Linked DNA regions of Homo sapiens: region 1 is linked to region 2. Evidence: chromatin loops called from intact Hi-C (ENCODE). Cell type or tissue: ascending aorta. All regions are shown on one strand. Each heading gives the region's core, and the rest is flanking DNA. Links, peaks and the distances in the headings are about the cores only. Region 1 has its middle 94 kb from the start of KIF5B. Region 2 overlaps LOC107984219 (a long non-coding RNA gene).

Region 1 (8,732 bases), core at 1,966-6,965, 200 kb before region 2:
AGGCATGGTGTCTCATGCCTGTAGTCCCAGTGCTTTGGGAGCCTGAGGCAGGAGGATCACTTGAGGATAGGTGTTCAAGACCAGCCTGGGCAACATAGTAAGACCTTGCATCTACAAAAAATAAAACTAAAAAATTTAGTTGGGTGGCGACATGTGCCTGCACTCCCAGCTACTTGGGAGGGTGAAGTGGGAGGATCTCTTGCACTTAGGAATCCAAGGCTGCAATGAGCTATGATTGCACCACTGCACTCCAACTTAGGCAACAGAGTGGAGTGCAGTGGTGCAATCATAGTCTCTTAATAAAAAAGAAAAAAGCTTCAGTGATCAATTATGAACATACTTGAACCAAATGGAAAAAAATATAAATCTGACCAAAGAAATAAAAGCTATAAAAAAAACTCAAGTCAAAAATTTTGAACTGAAAATACAATAAACAAGTGAAAAACTCAATGGATGGGTTCAATAGCAAAACAGAGAAAATAGGCTGGAAAAAGAAAAGAAGAGATCATTAGAGACCTGTAGAAAATTATCAAAATATTTGTGTCATCAAAGTCCCAGGAGAGGAGAAAGGGGACAGGAAGTACTAGAAAAGTATTTGAAGAAATAATGGCTGAAATTTCCCCAAATTAGGCAAGATACATAAACCTAAAGGTTCAGGAAACCTAGAGAATCTCAAACAGGATAAAGCCAAAGAATCCATACCAGGACACGTCACAGTCAAATTCTGAAAACTAAAGAAAAACGAAAATATTTTAAAGCAACATGAGAGAAATACACCTTATGTATAAGGGAAAAACAATTCCAGTGGCAGCAGATTTCTCATCAGAAACCATGAGGCCAGAAGGAATTGGCACAGCATTTTTCAAGTTCCGAAAGAAAAGAATTGTCAACCCAGAATTCTATATCCAGTTAATATCGTCTTCAGAAATGAAAGGGAAATCAAGACATCCTCATATGAAACAAAACTAAGAGAATTTGTCACTAGTAGACCTGCTTTGAAAGAATGGCTAAAGAAAGTTCTCTTAAGAGAAAAGAAGTAATAAAAGAAAAAATATTGGAATATCAGAAAAGAAAATAATAACAACAAAAGTGAAAATAGGAGTAAATACAATAGACTTTCCTTCTCTTCTGGAGTTTTCTAAATTGTGTTTGATAGTTAAAGTGAAAATTATAACAATGTCAGATGTGGTTCCAATGCATGAAGAGGAAATAATTAAGACAATTATCCAATAATGGGGAGGTTAAAGGAATGTAAAGGGAGGTAAGGTTTGTACACTTCATTCAAACTAGTAAAATGTTGACACTAGAAGACTATGATAATGAGTAGTACAAGTGACATTTTTGTAGTAATGGAAAAGTCCTTTGTTTTGATTGCAATGCTAGTTACATGAATCTGATGTGGTAAAACAACAGAGAACCACACACACATACACACACATGCACACACACACATTGTCCCAATGTTAATTTCCTGTTTTTGATATTGTACTATAGTTACAAAAGATGTAGTTATTGAAGGAAATTGGGTGAAGGCTACACAGACTTCTCTGTACTATCTTTACAACTTCCTATGAATTTATAATTATTTTTAAGTAAAGATTTTTTTATAAAGTGAATGTAGTACACCTCGTTAAAATATGAATGGAAGGCAGTAGATGTTCCTAAAAATGAGGTTTTATATATATATATATATATATTTTTTTTTTTTTTTTTTTTTGAGACGAAGTTTTGCTCTTGTTGCCCAGGCCAGAGTGCAATGGTGCGATTTCGGCTCACTGCAACCTCTGCCTCCCGGGTTCAAACGATTCTCCTGCCTCAGCCTCCCGAGTAGCTGGGATTACAGGCATGCACCACCACGCCCGACTAACTTTGTATTTTTAGTAGAGATGGGGTTTCACTGTATTAGCCAGGCTGGTCTCAAACTCCTGACCTCATGATCTGCCCGCCTTAGCCTCCCAAAGTGCTGGGATTACAGGCATGAGTCACTGTGCCCAGCCGAGGTTATTTCTTAATCAGGACTTTTTTAGTTGCAAGTGGCAGACACCTGAATCAAACCACTTCAACCAGAAATTTATTAACACACATTAACTTCATCACTTAGTTTTGCTTCTGTCTGTGGACTCGTTTCACTTTATGCTGCAGCAGCCAAGCCTCCTCCAAGGAACATGACTAAGGATTAGCAATCTGAGAGCTTAAGATCCAAGAACAAGGGAGTCTCTCTATCCTTCCTAGCATGCAAATGTAACATTGGAGACCTCCAAATGTCTCCACAAGTTGGAGAACACTCCAATTTGCCTGGCTTGGTCACATGCCTATCCCTGGGCCAATCGCTATGGCCTGGAGGTAGAATGTTGTGAGTGACAGCCCTTCCCCTTGCTCCACCCACAAAATGGAATTGGGAAGGAAATGCTGTAATAGAAGAGGGAAGGGATGTTGGCCAGCAAATACACTGAAGTCCACTCCAGAGCCTCCAGTGTCCTGCAGGGATTACAGAAGTAAGAGAATAATGAGAGTCCCTCTTACAAATGGAATCATACGGCATTCTTTTTTTTGTGACTGGCTTATTTCACTTAGCATAATGTCCTCAAACTTCATTCATGTAGTAGCATGTGACAGAATTGCCTTCTTTTCAAGGCTGAGTAATATTTCATTGCATGGATGTGTCACATTTTGCTTAGCCATTCATCCATGGATGGACACTTGGGTTGCTTCCACATTTTATCTATTGTGAATAATGTTGCTATGAACATAGTTGTACAAGAATGTTAGGATTTTAAAAGGAGAGAAAGATCACAAAAGAACATAAAACATCCCATAAGGCCATAAGCAGTGGCTCACGCCTATACCTTCACAGCACTTTGGGAGGCCAAGGCAGAAGGACTGAGACCAGCCTGGCCAACGTGGTGAAACCCCTTCTCTACAAGAAGTATAAAAATTAGCCAGGCATGGTGGTGCATGCCTATAGTCCCAGCCACTTGCGGGGTTGAGACGGGAGGATCTCTTGAGTCCGGGAGATCGAGGCTGCAGTGAACCTGCACCGCTGCACTCCAGCCTGGGCGACAAAGTGAGACCCTGCCTAAAAAAAAAAAAAAAAAAAGAGAAAGAGAGAGAGAGAGATAGGAGTGTAAATAAGAGAAATGAGAGGGGAAGCAGCTGAGCTGGCCAATCATATCTCCTGGGCAAAGCCATTCCAGGTCCTGTGGGTGAACCAACACAGCTTCCAGGATGTATTTGAAATAAGAGTCAAAAGAGCTTCTGAAACTTCGAAAAGCTTTTGTGAAAATTCAAATTCTTGTGTTGAATTCAGAACCCCAGCAGGTTGTAGGCATATGGTAAACATGAGTGATTTAACTTCTAGTTAGAGGAAAAACAAGGTAAAAACCACAGGAAATTGTTTTTACTTCACGGATCCATTTCAGATAAGATAAGGCTGAATGAGGGAGCAAACTTAGAAATCAGATAAGGAGTCAAAAACAACAACAGGAATAAACCGAAGGGAAGGGCATGATGTCATGCAAGCTTTCTGTCATTCAAGAGAACATTTTGAAGGTCATCATCTGGTGTTAGTTGGAGTTTAATTTTTGCTTCTCACAGCAACTTGTATCAGAGAAAGAAAATGCTTCTGCACGCAGATCCCACAGTCCTCGGTGAGGAGGTTAGGCTGTGCTGTCTCTAGCGAGCAATACTCCTGTTAAGTGACTTGGTAAGCTGGGCGCAGTGGCATGTGCCTGTAGTACCAGCTACTTGGGAGGCGGAGGCAGGAGGATCACTTGATCCCAGGAGTTTGAGTCCAGCCTGGATACATAGCAAGACTCTGTCTAAAAAACAACAACGGCTGAGCGTGGTGGCTCACGCCTGTAATCCCAGCACTTCGGGAGGCTGAGGCCAGTGGATCCACTTGAGGTCAGGAGTTTGAGACCAGCCTGGCCAACATGGTAAAACCCCGTCTCTAATTAAAAAAAACCCAAACAAACAAACAAACAAACAAAACACAAAAATTAGTCGGGCGTGGTGGCGCACAGCTGTAATCCCAGCTGCTCAGGAGGCTGAGGCAGGAGAATCTCCTGAACCTGGGAGGTGGAGGTTGTAGTGAGCTGAGATCATGCCACTGTACTCTAGCCAGGGCAACAGAGTGAGACTCTGTCTCAAAATAAATAAATAAATAAAAACAACAACAACAAAAAAAAACACAAAAAGACTTAGTGGAATGGTTCTGCATGCTTCCTCAAATCTCCCAGGTGTGCCGGGCGTTATTGTTGACAGGTAGCTATTAAGCACCTCATCTATAAGAAATAAAAACAATAATGAGCAGGACCAAGGACTTCTCTTCATTTTTGTTTTTTGGTTTTGTTTCACTCTGATACTCTGTTTACAAATACAAGCATAAATGAAAATTGCCTGCATTTGTTGTGTAGCTACAGGACATCTTGCTAAAACTTTTGATCTCATTGCATCACCACAACAATCCTAGGAAGTGAGTGATATTATTATTGCCACCTACAGAGGAGGGCAGTGAGGTATGGATTCATGTGCAAGCACAGGCCTGACTCCAAAGGCTGCATTCTTAACTTCTTCCTCAAGGCTTTCTGCTGAAGAGGAAGCTTAGCTATTTTCTCCAAATACAAGGGAATCTGCTTTATTGCCTGTACACAATTGGCACTTTTTTGGGGTGGGAGGATAAGTTAAAGAGACCTTTGCATGAAGTTGTGATGTTCCCTACCAAATGTAAGTTAAAGTTCCCAATGACTTGCTGTTGGTTGTCAAAACAGAGATTAACAGTCTGAGTCATGGAGTCATTTATTTCAAATTTGGCTTCTGCGCCCATTGTGAAGTAATTTAAAAAATGGGCCACGGGCATGGGAATGGCTTGAGTGACGTCACAATTGGGCAATGTGATCCCACCCTGGGAGGCTGAGACCTAGATTCAAATGGAGTACTCGCCTGTCTGTCCCTTCTCTGCTACGGTTCAGGTTAGATGAGCTGCTCCCGTTGGTGGTTTTTATCTCTTAGCTACACAGCTGCCTGTAGCACTCTCGTCTTTCAGAATGAGTTGCCAACTTTCCATTCTGGCCGTCAGAATTAAAACAAAGAATCATCCTCCAAAGTCATCCAGGCCGGTTAGTTTTTTTCTCTCTCTCCCTTTTGGCATTGGTGTTTTAAATGGAAATCTGATTCACCTGTCACCAAAACACACAAGAGAGCGCTGTATCAGAGGTGCTGGACAAAATTTGTCTCCTGGTATCCTATTCAGGGGTGAGCACCCCACCTGCTGAAAAGGGAGCCTCAGAGAGAGGCCAGAGAGGCAGTTCCTCGGCAGGGGGTGGGGAGGTGGGTGGGTGGAATATCTCTGAGACCCCAAGGGAACATTTTTTTTTTTTTTGAGACAGGGTCTTGCTCTGTTGCCCAGGCTGGAATGCGATGGTGTGATTGCAACTCACACTGCAATCTCAGCCTCCCAGAGTTAAAGGCTGGGTGCAGTGGCTCACACCTGTAATCCCAGCACTTTGGAAGGCCGAGGTGGGTGGATCACCTGAGCTCAGGAGTTTGAGACCAGCGTGGCCAACATGGTGAAACCCCATATCTACTAAAAATACAAAAATTAGCCAGGCATGGTGGCGTGTGCCTGTAATCCCAGCTACCAGGGGGCTGAGGCAGGAGGATCGCTTGAACCTGGCAGGCGGAGGTTGCAGTGAGCCAAGATCGTGCCACTGCACTCCAGCCTGGGCAACAGGGCGAGACTCCATCTCAAAAAAGAAAACACAAAAAACAAACAAACAAAAAAAACCTCCCAGAGTCAAGTGATCCTCCCACCTCAGCCTCCTGAGTAGCTGGAACTACAGGCATGTACCACCACAATCAGCTAACTTATTTTTCAAGTTTTTTGTAGAAACAAGGTCTCCCTACATTGCCCAGGCTGGCCTCAAACTCCTGGCCTCAAGCGATCTTCCCACGTCAGCCTCTCAAAGTGCTAGGATTACCAGCCAAAGGGGACATTCTTGACCAGACGATGTCCCGAAGCACGGGAGTACTGGGCCATGTCAGTTCCGTGAGATTCGTCCTCTCTAGAATGAAACTGAGAGGATCAAGTGATATTAAATATAACAATATTAAGATTCAAAAAGTCTTTACCATTGCTCCAACAATCCCACTACTGGGTATCTACTCAAAAGGAAAGAAATCATTGTATCAAAAAGAATCTACCCCACTCATATGTTTATGGCAGCACTATTCATAGTAGCAAAAATATGTAATCAACCTAAGTGTCCATCAACATAGGATAAAGAAAATGTGGTATGTATACAGTATGGAATACTACTCAGACATAAAAAGGAATGAACTCATGACATTTACTGCACCATGGATGGAACTGGAAGCCATTATCCTAAGTGAAATCACTCAGAAACAGAAAGTCAAATACTGCACGTTCTCACTTAGAAGGGGGAGCAAAGCAATGGGTACCTGTGGACATACAGATGGAATATTAGACACCAGAGACTCCAAAGTGTGGGAAGGTGGGAAAGGGTGAGGGTCAAAAAATTACCTGTTGGGTACAATGTTCACAATTCAAGTAATGGGTTCACCAAAAGCCCAGACTTCACCACTATGCAATATATGCTTGTAAGAAATCTGCACTTCTATCCCCTAAATTAAAAAAAAAAAAAAAAGAGGCTGGGTGTGGTAGCTCAAACCTGTAATCCCAGCACTTTGCGAGGCTGAGGTGGAGGGAATCACTTGAGGTCAGGAGACCAGCTTGGCCAACATGGTTCAACTCTGTCTCACAAAAATACAAAAATTAGCTGGGCATGGTGGCAGGCACTTGTAATCCCAGCTACTTGGGAGGCTGAGGGAGGAGCATAGCTTGAACTCAGGAGGCGGAAGTTGCAGTGAGCCGAGATCATGCCACTGCACTCCAGCCTGGGCAACAGAGCAAGACTCCAACTCAAAAAAAAAAAAAAAAAAGAACATAGGTTGAATCAGTGGGTGCACGTGGACACACAGTGTGGAATAACAGACACTGGAGACTGTAAAACATGGGAGAGTGGGAGGGGGTGAGGGCTGAAAATTACCTATTGGGTGCAATGTTCACTATTTGGGTGATAGGTACCCTGAAAGCCCTGGCTTTACCACTACGCAATAGATGCATGTAAGAAACCTGCACTTGTAGGCCCTAACACTATAAAAATAAGCAAAAAAGAATACAGGTTTAAAGATGTAGGCACCCCCTGCTGACAAAAAAATCCCCACTGAAGTGTAAGCATCTGACCTAAGATCCTTTTCTGATATCAGATTTGGTGGTGGCAGGAACAAAAGGGCACCAATCCCAGAAGGGGGAGGCTAGATCAACTTTAGGTCACGACTTACTACTTTCCTGGTAAGTTTTACTTGCTCTAGAATACTCTAGTCTTAATATCTGCTCCCTTTAGGGTTATCAGTCTTGAAAAAAAAATGAAACATTTTTCAGTGTAAGTATGTCCCATGCAATATTTGGGACACACTAATATATCATTTGTTTTTCCATTGCTTTTTTTTTTTTTTTTTTTGGAGACAGTCTCACTCTGTTGCCCAGGCTGGAGTGCCATGGCATGATCTTGGCTCACTGCAACCTCCACCTTCTGGGTTCAAGCGATTCTCCTGCCTCAGCCTCTGGAGTAGCTGGGATTATGGGCACCTACCACCACGTCCAACTAATTTTTGTATTTTTAGTAGAGATGGGGTTTCACTATGTTGGCCAGGCTGGTCTCAAACTCCTGACCTCAGGCAATCCTCCTGCCTCAGCCTCCCAAAGTGCTGGGATTACAGGTGTTAGCCACTGCACTCAGCCTGAAATTCATATTTAACTGGGCATCCTGTATCTCACCTGGCAACCTTAGTTCTTTGATCTGAGAGTTTTCCACGGGGTATCTCACAGACAGAAGGGATGGGATGCCATCATCAAGCATCCCGACGTCAGAGAATGGGCCCAATGCCTTCCTATCCTGGCAGCTTAATATGAACTTGGAGCTGCACTCAGGAATGTCTGGACTGGGCATTAAAAGAACAGTTTTCACAGAGGACTCAAAAGGGACAATTGATGGTGGGAGTGGTGGCCAGGTCTGAGAGTGGTCATGACAGGATGGTGAGGAGGAGTGGGCAGGATGGAGCTTATGCTGAGCATTTGGTCATGCGTATTTGTTTTTCTGTTGCTACCATGGCAAATGACTGCCAAGTCAGTGACTTAAAACAACACCCATTTATTATCCCACAATTTCTGTGGGCCCTACATCCAGGTAGGCATGTCCAGGTCATGGGATTGAAATTCTGCCTCCCACAACAGGCTTTGGAAATTGACAATTCACTCTGGCTGGCCAGGGTTGGACAACCTCTCAAAGCAGAAGAGCAACTTCCTGTCATATCTGAGGCTACAACTGTTCATGTAGCCACTTAGGGTCCAGTGTGATATAACCAGGGTAGAGCCCAAAGAACTTTATTCTGGTTCCAGCTCTGCAGCCGCCACAAGAAAGAAACTTAGACAAGTATTTAAAGTCTCTGGCTGGCCTACTGTGGGAGGCCACGGTGGCTTACACCTGTAATTCCAACAGTTTGGGAGGCTGAGGCAGGGAAAATCCCTTGTGGCCAGGAGTTCAAGACCAGCCTGGGCAACATAGAAAGACCCTGTCTGTACAAAAAAAAATTTTTTTATTAGCTGGGCAAGGTGGCCTGTGCCTGTGGTCCCAGCTGCTCAGGAGGCTGAG
Region 2 (8,732 bases), core at 1,511-6,510:
ACTGAAGTATTTGGCTCTTGTGTGGGTATATAATTTTCATCAAATATAAACATTTTTGGTCATTATTTTTAAATAGTCCTTCTGCTTCCACCCTCCCACCTCATATTTCTCTCCTTCTGGGACTCTATTTACAAGTACATTATATCACTTTTTGTTGCCGTATAGCCATTAAACTCTGTTCATTTTAATTTCCAATCTTTCTTCTGTGTTTCATTTTGGATAGTTTTTATTGCTGTGTGTTCAAATCCACTAATATTTTTTTTCCTGTGGTTTCCAGTTTGCTGTTAATATCATCCAGTGTAGATTTCTGTATTTGTCATATTTAGAAGTTCAACATAGGTTATTATCTTCTGTGTATCTCTTTGTCATGGTTCTTTAATTGTTTTAATGTCTTTATTAACTTTATCATATGTGCCATTTCAAGGTTTATTTCTATTGACAGACTTTTCATCTACTTATTTTACTGTTTGCATTTTCCCCTCCATGAGCTACAGCCTAGACACTCTCTAGACAGTAAGCTGGGACAAAGATAGGGTTCATCTCATTTGTTTTCCTTCTCCTAGGAAATACTGTCCTGAGCTTCCTGTTGTCCAATGTCTGGAAACCGGTGTTTCATGTATTTTTATCCAGTTTCCTGGTTAAGGTAGGAAGGTAAATCCAATTCTTGTTGTTCCATCATGGCCGGAAGTAGAAACTACTTATGTTTTTTGATCCTACTGAATGACCTTCCATATAGTCTGATGTCTAGTAATAAGGTAAACCGGCCTATAATTAAAGTAATGCACTCAGTGGATTAGCCATTGTGTCAGTGGCATCTTGTTTTATGTGCTGACAAAGGATTTCTTCTCTCTTGAAGGTTTTTAATGGACCATTCTCTTCAATTGTGTTTTTCTCCCAAGTTTTTATTTTTAAAAATGTGAAGCTTAACTAAAATTTGAGAAAACTGAACAATGAACATACATAAGCCTTTCATCTAGATTAATCAATTGTTAATATTTTGCCATGGATGCTTTATTTCTCTTTTTATATTTTTCAACCAATTAAAAGTAAGTTCTGGCCGAGTGCGGTGGCTCACACCTGTAATCCCAGCACTTTGGGAGGCCGAGGTGGGCTGATCACCTGACGTCGGGAGTTGGAGACCAGCCTGAACCAACATGGCGAAACCTCGTCTCTAGTAACAATACAAAAAATTAGCTGGGCATGGTGGCATATGCCTGTAATCCAAGCTACTCGGGAGGCTGAGGCAGAAGAATCACTTGAACCCAGGAAGCAGAGGTTGTGGTGAGCCAAGATCGTGCCATTGCACTCCAGCCTGGGCAACAAGAGCAAAACTCTGTCTCAAAAAAAAAAGTAAGTTCCACACCTAAATATTCATCCTGCATCTCCCAAGAAGAGGGAATTCTCTTATATAACCACAACAGCATTGTTCTACCTAAGAAATGTAATTGACGTAATAATAGTAATATACAGCCCATATTCAAATTTCTCCAATTATCCTTAAAGCTTTTCTTTTTCTAGATTCACAATCCAATCAAGAATACGGTTGATAAGGCCGGGCTCGGTGGCTCATGCCTGTAATCCCAGCACTTTGGGAGGCCGAGGCGGGTGGATCACGAGGTCAGGAGATCGAGACCATCCTGGCTAACACGGTGAAACCCTGTCTCAACTAAAAAATACAAAAAAAAAAGTAGCCGGGCGTGGTGGCGGGCGCCTTTAGTCCCAGCTACTCGGGAAGCTGAGGCAGGAGAATGGCGTGGACCCGGGAGGCGGAGCTTGCAGTGAGCCAAGATCGCGCCACTCCATTCCAGCCTAGGCAAGAAAGCGAGACTCTGTCTCAAAAAAAAAAAAAAAAAAGAATATGGTTGATAATTATGTCTCATTAATATCTTTTTAACCACAACAATCCTTGTGATGGTCAAAATGTTTATCATCCCTCAAAATTCATATGTTGAAATCCTAAACCCCAAGGTGAACCCTCATATACCAAATTAGAGACCTTGTAATATATGCCCATGGGAGCTCATTGGCCCTTTCCACCATGTGAGGACCCAACTGAAGGCACCATCTATGAATCAGAAAGTGGGTTCTTAACAGACACTGAATCTGCTGGCACCTTCTTTAAAACATTTGTAATTTCATTTTCATTTTTAGAGACGGGGTATCGCTTTGTCTTGCTTTGTCACCCAGGCTGGAGTGAAGTAACGTGCTCATGGGTCACTGCAGCCTCAAACTCCTGGGCTTAAGCAATCTTTCTGCCTCAGCCTCCTAAGTAGCTAGGACTACAAGCATGGGCCACCAATTCCCTGCTATCTGCTGGGAACTTGATCTTGGACTTCTCAGACTCCAGTACTGTGATAAATAAATTTCTCTTGTTGGTAAGCCACCTAGTTTATGGTATTTTGTTATAAAAGCCTGAACAGACTGTGAAAATCCCCGCCTTTTTTTTTTTTTTTGAGACAGAGTCTTACTTGCTCTGTCACCCATGCTGGAATGCAGTGGCATAATCTTAGCTCACTGCAACCTCTGCCTCCTGGGTTCAAGCCATTCTCCTGCCTCAGCCTACCGAGTAGCTGGGATTACAGGCACGTGCCACCACACACAGCTAATTTTTGTATTTTTAGTAGAGACAGGGTTTCACCACGTGGGCCAGCCTGGTCTTGAACTCCTGACCTCAAGTGATCTGCCCGCCTTGGCCTCCCAAAGTGCTGGGATTACAGGCGCGAGCCACCGTCCCTGACCACACCCCCCCTGCCTTTTTTTGTCTTTTATAATATTGATAGTTTTGAGGAGCTCAGGCCTACTACCTCATTTTATTTAGATTTTTATTTTTCTTTAAAAATTAAAAAAAAATGTTTTGTAGAGACAGGATCTTGCTATGTTGCTCAGGCTGGTCTTGAACTCCTGGGCTCAAGCAATCTCCTCACCTTGGCCTCTAAAATTGTTGGCACTGCAGGCATGAGCCATTGTACCTGGCCTAATTTAGATGTTAAAGGATTGTAACAGTGTTAGTAAATTTTATGACAATTTGAGAAAGAGAAACTCCTAAGTCATTTTGGACTAATATTCATCCTGTCACTTTGAAGACTATGCTAAATTTTGAATGTGAATGAATCTCATTTTAAGAACTAATACCCTAAAATTGCTTAATGACTCAAGTGTGCTATTATATAATAGAACTTAAAAGTAGAAAACATCTAATACTGCATTTTTTCCTAGTGAAGGGATAAGCAGTTGAGACATTTTAGCTCTATTTTGTTTTGTCATTTTTGTTTTATGATCACAGGATTACTTAAAAAGGTGGACAGCTGGGCACGGTGGCTCACGCCTATAATCCCAGCATTTTGGGAGGACAAGGAGGGAGGATCACTTGAACCCAGAAGTTTGAGACCAGCCTGGACAATGTAGTGAGACCCCGTCTCTACAAAAATTTTAAAAAAATTAGCCAGTTGTGTTGGCGTGAGCCTGTAGTCTCAACTACTCAGGAGGCTGAGGTGGGATGATCACTCGAGCCTGGGAGATTGAGGCTGCAGTGAGCTGTGATCTTGCCACCGTACTCCAGCCTGGGTTGACAGAGTGAAAAGAAAAAAGAAATAAAAAGGGGACCTAACTTTTTTACAAGCACGATTTTTGTGTAGTGTATATAGAAAGTCAATTTTTTAATGTGTTCAGCAGCTGAAATCGTTGTATACTTCCCCATGTGCAATGGAACAGAAAAACGCTCGTTGTTTTAGAACACCAGAATATGCATGAGACATAAATGTGTTTTTCCCTGATGAAAACAACTTCATTTCACTTCCGGAATTTCAAAACTACCATCTGGTAGTCAACCCTGTTTTTCCACCAGATGGCAATAACCCATAATGGCTGAGCAGGATGAATGGAATGTACACAAAACAGTGCAGGGTGTGAGCATTAAAAGGGCTGTGAACGTGAAATGTGGTAATGTAGGAAAAACGATGAGTCCCAGGAGAAGAGGATAAATAATGGATTGCTAAATCTGGCACCCTTGGAGCTAACAACATCCATCATAAAAGGGGTCACATCATTTAAGAGCAAACTTTAAAAGCAGAAAGCGTTCCAGTATTTGTTATTTTTTTTTGGTTTGTTTTCAGAATCACATATTATAGAACAGCTGACAGAGTGGAAAAATTGTTGATATTTAAGTAGAATCTGTACCAAAAACATATTGTATGTTCCTAACAGAAGTGATAAATTCAGAGAGATTATTTTAGGAAAAAGGAGGGAACCGGAAGAACTGCTGATGAAATCTGCAGGCCACTTCTCTTCCCCTCCACCATGACTTCAAGAATCCTGCTGACACTTCACACTTCTCTTCCCAAGTCTGTTTAACTGGGTACACCTATTTGGTTTGGATTTTAGGTGGCATAATACAACCCAACCCAATGCTATTCAAACTCCTGTAAATAACTGACAGCAGGCTACAGTCCCAAATTACAACACGATTTTCTTTTTTGACAGGTTTTATGTAAAAAGACTTTCGCCCCCTATTAAATATCTGTCATTTTCTCTTGCTCTGGGTTCTTTTTCTGAGAACTAGACATACCTCTGATAAAGGTCATGCTATTCTTTTTGGAGACTAAATAATACCAATATTTATCATTATTTTTACCATTTTCCTTTCTTTCTTTTTGAAAAATAACAATATGGGCCTGGCGTGGTGGCTCATGCTTACAGTCCCAGCACTTTGGGAGGCTGAAGGGGATGGATCACCTGAGCTCAGGAGTTCGAGTTCGAGACCAGCCTGGGCAACATGGTGAAACCCCAGCTCTACAAAAATTACAAAATTATCCAGGCCCATGCCTGCATGCCTGCAAGGCTACATGCCTGTAGTCCCAGCTACTTGGAGGCCGAAGCAAGAGGATTGCTTGAGCCTGGGGGGCAGGGTTTGCAGTGAGCCAAGATCCTGCCATTTCACTCCAGCCTGGGCAACAGGGTGAGACCCTGGACCTTGTCTCAAAAAAAAAAAAAAAAAGTTAAGGAAAAAATAAAAACAACATGGAGAAACCCCATCTCTACTAAAAATACATAATTAGCTGGGCATGGTGGTGCATACCTGTAATCCCAGCTATTCAGGAGGCTGAGGCAGGAGAATCGCTTGAACCTGGAAGGTAGAGGTTGCAGTGAGCTGAGATCGCGCCATTGCACTCCAGCCTGGACAACGAGAGCGAAACTGTGTCTCAAAAAAAAAAAAAAAAAAAAAAAAGAAGTAAAGAAGTTCCAGCTTGTCAGATAAAGACCAGAATTTTAAATAGACTGGAAAGAACTAAAACAAAGGTGGTTATTAGGGCACATGCTTACACAATTTCATAGGAAGCAGGACCATTTCCTTTTGTTTTGGTAAGTACATCAATGATCTATCTAATATAGGCGAAGATGTACATAAAACAAACAAAAAAAAAGAGATGAGATCTAAGCAATTCAGGTTTCCTTAGAAAATATTTTTTTTAAGGGTGCTCTAATGAAAAATGTTAAGCTCTTCTCTCTCTCTAACATTTTTATGTTCACTGTAAATGTCCTAAGGAATCAATATAAAATTCTTGAAAATATGGAAAAGTAAAAAGACATCAGTCTAAAGACAACTAATATTAACATTTTTGGCTGGGTGCAGTGGCTCACGCCTGTAATCCCAACACTTTGGGAGGCTGAGGCAGGTGGATCACTTGAGGTCGGGAATTTGAGACCAGCCTGACAAACATGGAGAAACCCCGTCTGTACTAAAAATACAAAAAAAGTAGCGGGCCATGGTGGCACATGCCAGTAATCTCAGCTACTCCGGAGGCTGAGGCAGGAGAATCACTTGAACCCAGGAGGCGAAGGTTGTGGTGAGCCGAGATTGCGCCATTGCACTCCAGCCTGGGCAACAAGAGCAAAACTCCGTCTTAAAAAAAAAAAAAAAAATTAACATTTTTAGTGTATTTTCTTTCATAGTTACTTTTTAAAAAAATAATTGTTTTCTTCATCTTTAAAAAAACCTGTTTATTTTCATGGGTGTTTCATAGTGTTCATGACCTCATCTCTCATATTACATGATAACATAAGTCTTTTCCTAGGTGATTAGAAACACTTCATAAAACAATTTTAATTGCTTCACATGTTTCAGTATAGTGAGCCATACTTTAACATATCACACATTTATTTAGTTTTTCCTTTTGCTATTACAAATAGTAGCACTGTGATGCATGCTCTAGTGTATACAAAATATTTTTCATATTTAGGCTTATTTAGGATGGATCCCTAAGAGTGAAATTAGTAGTTCAAAAAGCATAAACATTTTTAATGCTTTGTCTTTTATTTGTATCATTGCCAATTTTTTTTTAACAGAGCTGAGTCCATTTACACTGCTCCTAGCAATGTGCAAGAAAGCAGCTTTCACACTGATGCCATTACTGTATTGTCATAAAAAAACAACCAACCAAACACTTTGGGTCTCTCAGTAGTGTTTTAATTTGCATATCTTTGATTACTAGTGAGATGGAACCTTTTCCCACTGTTTGTTAAACAACTGAATTTCCTCTTTTGTGAATTGTCTACTTTGTCCTTTGTCTGTTCATCTCTTGGGGTCTTTGTTATCCCTATTTACATAGAGAACTGACAAGCACTGCCCAGAGAAAGGCCTTCTGTATGCGACACCATGGAATTCTTCCTCTTTTAAGTTATTCCAGACGAAGCATTCAAACAGCAATGTGAAGGGGAAGCCAGGAAGAGCAAAAAGATCAGCAATATATTTTTCTGTGCTATTCAAATGAAAAAAGGTTCATCTTACTGCAGTAAAATGGCTCTGTTCCTTTACCTAATCCAGTACTTATTTTAATACTGTGTATTGGAAATTTTGATCACTTTTCAAAGAATTCATTGTATATTATATAACACCGGGAGTACATCTCACCATGACTCACTGCAAAGCTATGGTGGTTACACAAAGTGTTGCCATGCCAGGCTCATCTTTTAAAATGATTTAATCAGATGTGATTTTAATTTAATTTAACTTGATGGAGTGTCATACTTTATTCTGTAGCCACTTCCTGAAAGGTTGGCACTTCCACGTACAGCTTTTCTTCTGAATACAATTAGAGCAAGTACAAGGAGGGGATATAAATACAGACTCCTGGCTGGGTGCAGTGGCTCACACCTGTAATCCCAGCACTTTGGGAGGCTGAGGCAGGAGGATCCCTTGAGGTCAGGAGTTCAAGGCCAGCCTGGGTAACATAGTGAGACCCTGTATCTATTGAAAAAAGTAACAAATAAATAAATACAGGCTCCTGGCTTTGAAGTGAAGGTAGTTCAGCTGAACTGTTCTCACACTCTGTACTGCAGTGTCCCGTCCCAGGCTTCAGTGACATGCCTGCCAGTGGCAATGGCAGGGCTTCAAGCCAGTAAATAAGGCCAGGAGCAGTGGCTCATGCCTATAATCCCAGCACTTGGAGACGCTGAGGTGAGAGGACACTTGAGACCAAGAGTGTGAGACCAGCCCGGCCAATGCAGTGACAGTTAAAAAAAAAAAAAAAAAGATCAGTAAATTAGTCTAAGGCTGCCTTTGTTCCACTTGGTCAGTTATGGAACCTTCCTAAATTTCCTTATCTGAAAAGTGGGGATAGTAATAGTTCTTCTTCCTATCCAAGATACAGTTTAAACATTATAAGAGAAAAATATTTTCAGGATGAAAACAAGAATGTTAAGTATTACCATATTATAATGAATGTTATTTAAAATATAAGAACCAAAAATGACTTATTTTGTCAAATATCTTAAGGTCATAAAAAGAATCAAGGCCTATTACGACTGAATAGGATCTGAGAATCAGCCAAACCAATCCTCTCATTTGACAGAAGAGAAACTGAGGTCATAGCAGGTAATATCCAAGATAAGACTTGTCCAAGATGGCGCTGCTAACTAATGACAGAGCTAGAATGCTAATTGGGGAGTTCCATAAAGAAATCCCCTCAAGAAATCTTTCTACTGCTTCTTCTCCCTATCCAGTGGGTAGAATGTTATTACTAAGTGCAATCAAGTAAGGAATTCCATATTGTTCCCCTTATCATCTTTAATAGAAACTGTTTTTGGCTGATGCCTGTAATTCCAGCACTTTGGGAGGCCGAGGCGTGTGGATCACTTGAGGTCAGGAGTTTGAGACCAGCCTGGCCAACATGGTGAAACCTTTGTCTCTACTACAAAAATACAAAAAATTAGCCAGGCATGGTGGCAGATGCCTGTAATCCCAGCTACTCGGGAGGCTGAGGCAGAAGAATCACTTGAACCTGGGAGGTGGAGGTCGCAGTGAGCCAAGATCATGCCACTACACTCCAGCCTGAGCAACAAGAGCCAAACTTCATCTCAAAAAAAAAAAAAAACTGTTTTCAGAACTCCTCTTTTATTTTATACCTATCGTGAAAATAACTACCATTTTAAATAGGGTAAAATAAAGTTTTCTGACAACAGAATGTGAATTTGTGTAAACTAAAAACATCATATGTCTAAAAGTTTAAAAAGTAAATATCAAAGAGCAGATTTTAATCAAACTGAAGCCTCTTTTGAGTCATACTTGCAATGCAGTCCCATTCTGTATCAGCCAGTGGGGTACTGCAAACATACAGGAGAACGAAGGTCAGCGAGATGAAGTGGAACCAGTTTGACAGAGAATATGCAATCTTGTTTCAACAGACTGATTAATATGAGAATAAATAAATTTGTTAGCCACTAAGAAGGAGGGCTCC

The links. A loop is a pair of places that touch in the nucleus more often than their neighbours do. Peaks named below come from ENCODE experiments on the same cell type or tissue, not always from the same donor. Only the 100,000 strongest peaks of a DNase experiment are listed, where the experiment ranks them.
Region 1: it touches region 2 in a loop (3-fold over the local background); 2 of 110 quality-filtered maps call a loop at or near these places.

What each region holds. Positions count from the first base shown.
Region 1 is chr10:32,145,611-32,154,342 of GRCh38, reverse strand. No RefSeq gene overlaps it. Among named protein-coding and RNA genes, the nearest start is that of KIF5B, 94 kb to the right of the region's middle. In ascending aorta, for the core only: no CTCF peak of the experiment used is centred there; a DNase peak (open chromatin) is centred at 4,882; H3K4me3 peaks cover 980 bases; H3K27ac peaks cover 3,858 bases.
Region 2 is chr10:31,942,919-31,951,650 of GRCh38, reverse strand. The region is part of intron 2 of LOC107984219 (a long non-coding RNA gene); the gene reads right to left. Among named protein-coding and RNA genes, the nearest start is that of ARHGAP12, 18 kb to the right of the region's middle. In ascending aorta, for the core only: a CTCF peak has its summit at 3,832 (motif pointing right); a DNase peak (open chromatin) is centred at 3,894; H3K4me3 peaks cover 989 bases; H3K27ac peaks cover 786 bases.